Regions from separate parts of the Homo sapiens genome. Here all the other regions are linked to region 3. A link is a contact called in ENCODE Hi-C or POLR2A ChIA-PET data. All regions are on one chromosome and are shown on one strand. Each heading gives the region's core, a stretch centred on a gene start or an enhancer-like site at or near the end of the contact. The rest is flanking DNA. Distances are from core to core; before and after follow the strand shown. Region 1 overlaps EVA1C (eva-1 homolog C). Region 2 overlaps LOC105372753 (a long non-coding RNA gene). Region 3 holds the start of BACH1 (BTB domain and CNC homolog 1).

Region 1 (2,700 bases), core at 89-2,588, 3.2 Mb after region 3:
CAAGCCCCTAGTGAGTGGCTGGGAAGAGCTGATCCAGGAACCAGACAGAAGGATGGCAGCTTCACTGCTTCCTAATGCCCTTGGAGCATCCTTTCTCAGCATAGATTCGATCTCACAGATCAGGCACCCCTACAAAATAACACATTCTAAAGCCAGAGATGTGGGATGTTTGCATTATGTCATGTTCCAGGCTGTCCATTTCAGACCATGAATTCATTCATTAAGCACTTAATTGTTGAGTGCCTACTGTGTGCCCAGCACCTGATTCTTTTTATCAGGCTTGTGGAATGGTACCTTAGCAAAATAAGTCCGAACCTTCATGGATATAAGACGAGATCAGGTGCATTCAGGGTGGTATGGCCGTAGACGTCCTTCATGAATATATTCAAATCAAGTGCTTTTATGATAATGTTCCTCACTGTTTATGTGTGTGTGTGTGTGTGTGTGTGTGTGTGTGTGTGTATTTAAATATATTTAAATTGTCCTTCCCTCAAGGGCATTGACTTTCCAATTTTTTAGTGGTTAGCCATAGATCATTCCTTTCAACTGGACCCCTTCACGGTTCTCCAATGAGTAGAAGAGTTTCCCTGAGACATGAGCTTCCTACTTTCCTCTACCTGCCCAGTCCCCAGGGTACCTCCTCCAAACCCCAGGGTTCCCTGGAACATAGTTCGATGTTGATGCTCTTGCAGAAGGAACTACCATTTAATATTTCTTGGGGTGGACCAGGCGCAGTGGCTGACACCTGTAATCCCAGCACTTTGGGAGGCCGAGGTGGGTGGATCACCTTAGGGTCAAGGGCTGGAGACCAGCCTGACCAAGATGGTGAAACCCCATCTCTACTAAAATTACAAAAATTAGCCAGGCGCAGTGGCGTGTGCCTGTAATCCCAGCTACTTGGGAGGCTGAGGCAGGAGAATTGCTTGAACCCAGGAGGCGGAGGTTGCAGTGAGCCGAGATCATGCCAATGCGCTCCAGCCTGGGCGACAAAGAGAGACTCCATCTCAAAAAAAAAAAAAAAATTTATTGGGGCGGACACTGTGCTAACTCATGCAACTCACATGTGTCACCCGGGGTTCTGTCAACCTTTTAAGTTACCTGGGCTGTGAATTCCTCCCCTACTTAGAGACTCTTGCTTCTTTCTCTGGCCCCTTTTTCTCAGCAGATGTGTTGGTCTGTGATTTCTACCCTAATCTCTCTTCTGGACAGGCACCTTTGGCCTCCCTAAGACCCAGTGAGCTCCCTCGACTCACCCCCACCCACTGTGTGTGCTTCTGTCTGTCCGCCGAGCAGCCACGCCACTGGAGGAAGTTCCGGCCTCTGCCATCTCCATAGCCATTACGTCCCCACTCACCCACAGGGAGGGGCTGGCCTGTGCCAGACCACAGAAACTTCCTTGTTTGCCGATTTTTTTTTTTACTGCACAAGCATTGTTAATGTGTTCTCCCTTCCAAATCCTTCCAGAGCCCAACCCACACTCTCCCTTGGCCCATTCTAGAAGCGTCAAACATATTAGACGCATGCGTCTTCCTCTGTAGTTGACATTCTCCTCCCCTGACTGTCCACCCTCTTGTTTTCCTCCAAGAGGGCCACGTCTTTCAGATGCTGCAACTGGTCTTGCACACCTGAAACTCACCTGATGTTGATCACTCTCTTTTTTTTTGAAATAGTCTCACTCTGTCACACAGGCTGGAGTGCAATGGCGCAATCTCGCCTCACTGCAGCCTCCACTTCCCAGGTTCAAGCGACTCTCCAGAGTGGCTAGGATTACAGGCGTGCACCACCACACCTGGCTAATTTTTTGTATTTTTAGTAGAGGTGAGGTTTCGCCATGTTGGCCAGGCTGGTCTCGAACTCCTGACCTCAGGTGATCCACCCGCCTTCCAAAGTGCTGGGATTACAGGCGTGAGCCACCGTGCCTGGCCACTCCCTTTTTATTTTTTTCATTTTGTTTTTCTTCTTTCATGGAGCCCATAGGTTTCTTCTCTCCTTAAGAACCTTCTCTCTCTAATCCCCTTGTCCTGGCTCCTCATGGGCCGGCTCCTCAAGCAGACTCAGAATCTAGATTCCTTAATTTCTTGTTCACCATGGCCCAGACTTGTCTTCTCTCTCTTGCCAAATTGTTTGAGTTCCTGATTCTCGCAATACCTTTTCCCACTCTTGTCTAAGTGGAGACATTATGTTTAAGGGCACAGTCTTTAATGTCAACTGGATTGAGGTTCTAGGGCACACACTACCACCAAACACTGAGACCTAAGTCAAGTTACATAGCCTTGCCAAGCCTTCTGCATTTGTCAGGGCAATTAATGTAACTGTTACAGCCACTCAGTGGCTTAACCCAGTAAAGGTTTATTTCTTGGTCATATCACAGTCCAGTGAGGCTTGGGTGGTTTTCCTAGGCAGCTCGCTTCCAGTGACCCAGGGATCCAGGCCTCTTCCACCTTGTAAGGTTTCGGCATAAACAGTCAAAGGACATCATCAGAGATATACTTTTAGAAGTTGGCTCTGGCAGCATTGTTTGAACCAATCGCCATGAGCAGACAAAGGAAGAAAGAGTGGATGCGGAGCTATTGATCTTACTGTTGTTCTTTTTTTTCTTTCTTGAGAAGGAGTTTCACTCTTGTTGCCCAGGCTGGAGTGCAGTGGCATGATCTTGGCTTACTGCAACCTCCACTTCCCAGGTTCAAGCGATTCTCCTGC
Region 2 (3,105 bases), core at 509-3,008, 3.8 Mb before region 3:
ACTCAATTTCCATAAGCTTTCAAAGAAAATCTCACTGTTTGACTTTCTTTTCATTCATATCCATTTAATTCTTATAACAATTCTGTTCTGGTAATCAATTGCTGATTAATAAGTGATCGCAAAATGTCATTACTCAAAATAATAAGCATTTTTATTAATATCATTATTATTCTCAGCATATTCTCAACATCATTTTCAGATCAGGTTACTGATATAACTGACATTGGAATATTATAACATTTTTAAGTGATGTTTTGAAGTCCTCTTGACCATTCTTGGAAGAAATAACTTTTCTATTCTCTACTAAACATTCTTCACATTTCATATTGGCTACTGCAGATATGCAGACATTCTTTTTATTCCTCATACACCTCTTCTGTTCTTAGAAATGCAGGGAGTAACTGCTTCATTGGTCTGTTGGACTATTCCATCTTAAAATGTTAATGAATGTTAAAACAGGTGATATCCTCTCTTAGACAAACCATTCTTCAATGCCTTAACCTAAAGGAGTTGGTATATTTGAAATATAATCATCAAAGCAAGGTTGGTAGAGAAAAAAGTTGGTCTGGGAAGAGGAGATTTGAAGGTGAAGAGTTAATTTATTCATTTAAAAAACACATATTGCCAGGCATGGTGGCTCACCCCTGTAATCTCTGCACTTTGGAGGATGAGGCAGGGTGGAATGCTTGAGCTCAGGAGTTCGAGACCAAGTTTGAGCAACATAGCCAGACTCTGTCTCTACAAAAAAAAAAAAAAAGAAAAAGAAAGAAGGAAAGAAAGAAAGAAAGAAAGAAAGAAAGAAAGAAAGAAAGAAAGAAAGAAAGAAAGAAAGAAAGAAAGAAAGAAAGAGAAAGAAAGAAAGAAAAGAAAAGAAAAATCAGCCCGGCATGGTGGCACATGCCTATACAACTCAGAAGGCTGAGTGGGGAGGATCATCTGAACCCAGGGAGGTTGAGGCAGCAGTGAGCTATGATTGTGTCACTGCACTCCAACCTGAGTAACAGTAGTGACACCCTCAAAACATAAATACATAAAATAAAATTTAAAAACACATATTGACCCACAAAACGTAATTATTTGTTAAGAATGGCCATTTGGTGACAAGCAGCCCAAGGAGGCAAATTTACTCTTAATAAGTTTTTTTTAACTTGTTTTTGAGACAAGGCCTTGCTATATGCCACCCAGACCATAGTGCAGTGGTGCAATCACAGCTCACTGCAGCCTCCACCTCCTGGGCCCAAGCAATCCTCTCACCTCTCAGCCTCCCAAGTACCTGAGACTACAGGCGTGCACCATCACACCCAGCTAATTTTTGTATTTTTTGCAGGGATGGGGTTTCGCCATGTTACCCAAGCTTGTCTCGAACTCCTGGGCTCAAGGGATCTGCCCACCTCAGCCTCCCAAAGTGCTGGGATTACAGTGTGAACCACCTTACCTGGCCTAAGCTAACAATTTTTAAAATCACATTAATGTTTATAAAGGTGTTATAATCCCTGGCAAAGTTCCCATGCTACAAGTCCAGCTTAATAAAAAATGAGACGCCATTTAGGCATCTAGCCTTAAACCTCATACCTCATGATACTAATACTTTAAGCCTCTCATAAGGGGAACTCATACAAGTCTTAATACTTCACAGTTACTAGAATGCTGAGACCTCAGATGAAATTTTTTTCTTGTGGCTTTCTACAGAAAACCATGAAGTACAAAAATTTGCTTTTAAGCTACTGTACTCATTTATTCAACAAATATTTGTCAGGCGTTGCTATGTGCCAGGAACTGAGGTGCAGGGAACACAGCCAGAGCAAGCGTGACCCCTGCCCTAAGAAAATTTGCAGTTTGAATAAATGTTCTCAGACCTGCAGTCATTCTGGGACTTTCCACACCTTCCTTCCTTTCTTTTCTTCTTTCTTTCTTTCTTTAGTGTTACCATCAAATTGCTACTACAGTGTGATACTTAAGAGAACAAATTCTAGAATTAAAATGCTAGGGTTCATAACCTAGTTCCACCAAGAAAAACAATTTTTTAAAGAGTCATAAATAATAAATAAATAAATAAATAAATGCCAGAAGAAATCAATACTTGATAATTGAATAATTATAAGTATAATAATTATTACTTCATCAATGCTCTTATGTGAAGCAAAACTCTGACAGTAGACACTCTAAAGTTCCAGAGAAACTCTCAAAGAGCATTTTTTTTGTTTTGATCCCAACTACATTGCTTTTCCTTAAGAAATGGTTTTTACAGTATTCTCAGACCACAATCCTTCAATATTTTAAAAATCATTCCATTAAACTCTGCTTTTCCATCTCCCTTGTGAACTCTTGGCCAGTGAGACACAGTTTCATTTTCACTTTTTCAAAATGATAGTATGAAAAAACAGAAGTGAAAGTATGAATCATAATATAATCAGGAGTTCATACTGAGATACCCATTTATAACTCAGAAAACCACGGGGTATTTCCAAACTGATGTCATTCATAGAAAGAATACCATGTGTTGTGGAAGAATAAGAAAAATTACCTAAACCAACTGGGGGATTTAGAATACATGTGGGATATTCCCAGCTAATTATTTTCATTAAAAAATTTTTTTACAAAGATCAACTGTGTTTCAAATACTTACAGTGATAGTCATCTTGGAAATTACAAACTGGATTCTGGGTTATACTTTTTAATTATGATCAGTGAGACAATGGACATTGAGATTTTGCTTTAGAGCACATAATGCCATTATAACTGTATATAACTCAAAGTTATTTATATAACTCAAGGTTTTATATATATAACTAAAGTTTTATTTTCCTTAAAGAGTTATATAAATACCAAAATAGCCATGAAATCCCATGTAGTTGTTTTACTTATAAGGAAGAATTTTTATAGGAAAAACTGTGAGCCCTGCTCAAATTATTAAAATTGGGCCGGACACAGTGGCTCATGCTATAATCCCAACACTTTGGGTGGTCGAGGCAGGCAAATCACTTCAGGCCAGGAATTCGAGACCAGCCTGGCCAGCATGGTGAAACCCCATCTCTACTAAAAACACAAAAATTACCCAGACTTGTTGGCTTGCGCCTGTAATCCCAGCTCTGAGATCACGCCACT
Region 3 (3,059 bases), core at 178-2,677:
TTCAATCCTTCTTTCATGGTGTATTTCCAAGTGTCCTTTCCTCCTGTTTCACTAAATATCTGCACTCTCACCATGAACTGAGGCAGCCTGGGATGCGAGGTACCTCCTACCTCTGGACCCTATCTAGACTGCTGGGTTCCACTCTTCCCAATCAAGACCCAATGCAAATGTCACCTGCTCCAGGAAGCCTCCCCTAATTCTAGGTCATAATGTATCACTTCACCCCTCGCACTCTCATCCAATTTCACTTGTGTGATTTTCTCATGTATTTTGGATGTAGCTCAAACGTCCCCAAGTCCCACAGCCTGTGGGTGCAAATGCAGTCATGTTAGTCGTAATACCTGAATTATTATCTTGGTATCCTTTTTGCCCCGGGAACTCCAGGGCTGTGTTCTTGTTGCTGGCTCCAAAGCTAACAATAAAATCCCTTCACACAAATCGTCCTTTGGCTTCAGACCTCAAGGTCCGTGTCATCTCCGCAGGAACCCTCGTGGGGTTGGCGTGCCCAGTCCCCTCCGCTGCGCGTGCATCCCGCTCCGCTGACAGCCAGTGCTTTGGTTCTCCAGAGGTGTTAAATGGCTTGGGAACATAATTTCAAAACGGACAGTTGGATAAACACCAGAATAAGCACCAGAAGATGACAGCGGAACCAAGGCTCGAGATGGGCCGGCTGACACCACTGGGCGCTGAACCTGGCTGGAAGCTTCCTGGCAGCGACAGCGAAAAGGGAACACCTGTCGTGGGCGCCCTTGTTTCACTGTCAGTAAGAAGTAGAGCAACTGCTAGACGCGCTCCACAAAACCCTGGACGCACTTCATACACACCCCCACCCCAGCAAGCTCAAGTACCCTGTGAACCTGGACGCCCACCACCCCCAGGGCAGGCAGCGAGGAGCTCTTCAAGGGGTAAAGCGACCCCTGTGGGGCCAGCGCCCGTCCTCTCTCCTGCTGTTCGCGGGCACCCGGGCACGCGGCGACTCGGCTGAATTAGGGCGTCCTGCAGCTCCCGAGGCGAGGAGGCGCTTGGCCTTTCCGTTCCGCCCTCAGAAGGGAGAGGAGAGGTGGTCCTCGAGTGGGAGTCAGTTCAGGATGCGGGCTGTGCCACGCGCGGAGGTCCGGGGACCCCACCGCCGCCTCCTCGAGGCCCGCCCCGCCCCTTACGACCCGTCCCTGCAACCCCCCGCGTGGGCTTCCGGCCGCGGCGACCCCTGCCCCGCGCTATTGCGCGCGCTCGTTCGCTGACAGAGGCTTCGAGGGCGGCAGGGCGGGGCTTCGGCGCCGGGGGCGGGGCCTTCAGCGGGCGGGCGGGGTTTTGGCGCCGCGAGGTGGCGGCAGCAGAGCGGCGCAGAAGGGAGGGGGCGGCTGGCCGCGCGGAAGGAGTGAGTCACCTGACCGCTGCCCTCGCCGCCCGCCGGGCGCTCTCGCTTCAGTCAGTCGGGCCGCGCCGCGCCTCAGCTCTGGTGAGTGGCTCGGCCGTCCCGCCGGCCCTTCTCCGGGAGGGTTGGCGCGGTCAGGGCCGCGGGCCTGTGAGGGGAGGCCGGCGGACAGGTCCAGTGAAGGCGCGGGCGGGCCGGGGGCGGCTCTTTCTGGGCTGGGCGGGGCGCGGGGGGCACGTATCGGGGCCCGCGGGGGGCGCCGGCGGCCGGGATCCTGGAAGTGGCCGCGACGCCGGAAGGGGCGTCCCGTCGGCGGCCGAACCCCCTGCACTGCCGGAGCTGTTGTTTACCCGCGCGCGCCGTACTTTACCCGGGGCGGGCGGGGGCTGGGGGCCGCGGGGTCCCTGCCCCACCCCCCTCCCTGCCCTCGGGCGCCAGCCCGGCCCCTCGCCCGCGGCCCGCCCGGGCTGTGACACATCAGCACCGCCCTCGCGGCTGGGGCCCCGTATTGTCCTCCGCCGCCTCCCACCGCATGCCCAGCCTCGCGTCTACTCAGCCCGGTGGCTGTCGCGCGTGGAATCGCGTAAGAAAAGCCGAGTTTGTGGCTGGGGAGAGAAGGCCACCGTGCTGAGCTGGATTTAGCGAAGACTGGTTTTGGGGACCGGAGAGCCCAGGACTCCCTTTGTTGGAGTTTTGCCCACGCGTTGTAATTAAGCCTCGCACAATATGGTGAGAGTGGGCGTTGATTCTGGAGACACCAGCTTTGTGCTCGTGTAATGTAACACGAGTGCCGTTGCTTTCTCATTCTTACACGGCAGTTTCATGTCATTGAGTAGAATTGTGCGGAATGCTTTTATGGAGTGAGGCTTCTGCGTTAAACTTGTGCTGATTCCAGGTAAAGTGTAGTAGTAATTGTGAAAGAACGTGTATGAGGAAAACGAGCTACAATGTCATGCTTGGAGGAACAAAGAATGTTTTGTAGGATGCTTTGCTTTTTGGAGAATTGTGTAGGGGTAGGGACTGTTACCCATGGATGATGCTATGGGAATTTGATCATGTATTTGAACACCCTTTACATCAGAGGGTCTGCATTGAATGCAGTTCAGAAGGATAAAGGGTGGAAATCCCAGATGTGTTAGTGGCAGAGCACTTGAGCGCTTCACATAGTCAAGCAGAGAAATGGGAAGAGGTCGGCTTGCTTCTTCCTGGTCTTTGGGTAGTGGTGCAAGGGCTGGGCTGGGCTTGAAGGCACTTGCCACTTCTGCCTTTGGACATCTTGAAGAAGCTTAGGGAAGAAAGGCTCCCGGTGAGTCAGCTTGGAGTAGGGTGACTTTGGCGTAGTGATTCTTGTATTGTTGTTTAACCTATGTTTCTGTCAAGTGGTTTACTGTTGTTCGGTATGTTGGTTGGTTAACAAGGTAGGATGACTCTCTAAAAAGTTGGGTTGCTGAGTCATTCGCCCCAGCTTGAGAGGTAATTAGAAACAGCTGGTGCAAATACTCTCATCACATGCCTCCACTATAAAAGGCCAAAGAGCGCTCTAGAGAGGTTGCTTCAGAAGGCTGAAGGGGACCCAGCTGGGGTTGTTTTGATACAGGTTATCAGTGGGTGAAGTGGAAGAGCACTCTTAGGCAGTGGCCAATAGCACTGAGGCGGGTTTAAAGACGGAGCCTCGTGACCTGCT

The links. A loop is a pair of places that touch in the nucleus more often than their neighbours do. ChIA-PET counts read pairs that join two places held with the same protein, here RNA polymerase II (POLR2A). Pooled maps may share reads with other maps.
Region 1: a loop to region 3 is called in a map of ovary, with 25 times the contacts of the local background. The contact joins the enhancer-like site here to the promoter of BACH1 in region 3. A Hi-C loop is called at or near these places in 1 of 168 maps with a recorded cell type or tissue (ovary). POLR2A ChIA-PET finds 5 or more read pairs at or near these places in 1 of 52 experiments (activated CD4-positive, alpha-beta T cell).
Region 2: a loop to region 3 is called in a map with no recorded cell type, with 18 times the contacts of the local background. The contact joins the enhancer-like site here to the promoter of BACH1 in region 3. A Hi-C loop is called at or near these places in 6 of 37 single-sample maps with no recorded cell type and 5 of 50 pooled maps. POLR2A ChIA-PET finds 5 or more read pairs at or near these places in 1 of 52 experiments (activated T-cell).

Annotation. Positions count from the first base shown.
Region 1 is chr21:32,483,538-32,486,237 of GRCh38, forward strand. The region is part of intron 4 of EVA1C (eva-1 homolog C); the gene reads left to right. Among named protein-coding and RNA genes, the nearest start is that of EVA1C, 72 kb to the left of the region's middle. Within about 2 kb of position 1,339, at least 10 of the 41 ENCODE cell types and tissues checked have a DNase peak (open chromatin) inside an H3K27ac peak, as active enhancers do.
Region 2 is chr21:25,455,158-25,458,262 of GRCh38, forward strand. The region is part of intron 8 of LOC105372753 (a long non-coding RNA gene); the gene reads right to left. Among named protein-coding and RNA genes, the nearest start is that of LINC00158, 25 kb to the left of the region's middle. RefSeq lists enhancers at 1,715-2,914, 2,266-2,555 and a silencer at 3,035-3,105. Within about 2 kb of position 1,759, at least 7 of the 41 ENCODE cell types and tissues checked have a DNase peak (open chromatin) inside an H3K27ac peak, as active enhancers do.
Region 3 is chr21:29,297,495-29,300,553 of GRCh38, forward strand. It overlaps BACH1 (BTB domain and CNC homolog 1), which reads left to right and starts at 1,428. Exons shown (of 5, transcript NM_001186.4): 1 at 1,428-1,459. LOC105369299 (a long non-coding RNA gene) reads right to left here and starts at 1,242. Exons shown (of 2, transcript XR_937652.3): 1 at 1-1,242. RefSeq lists a silencer at 953-1,862.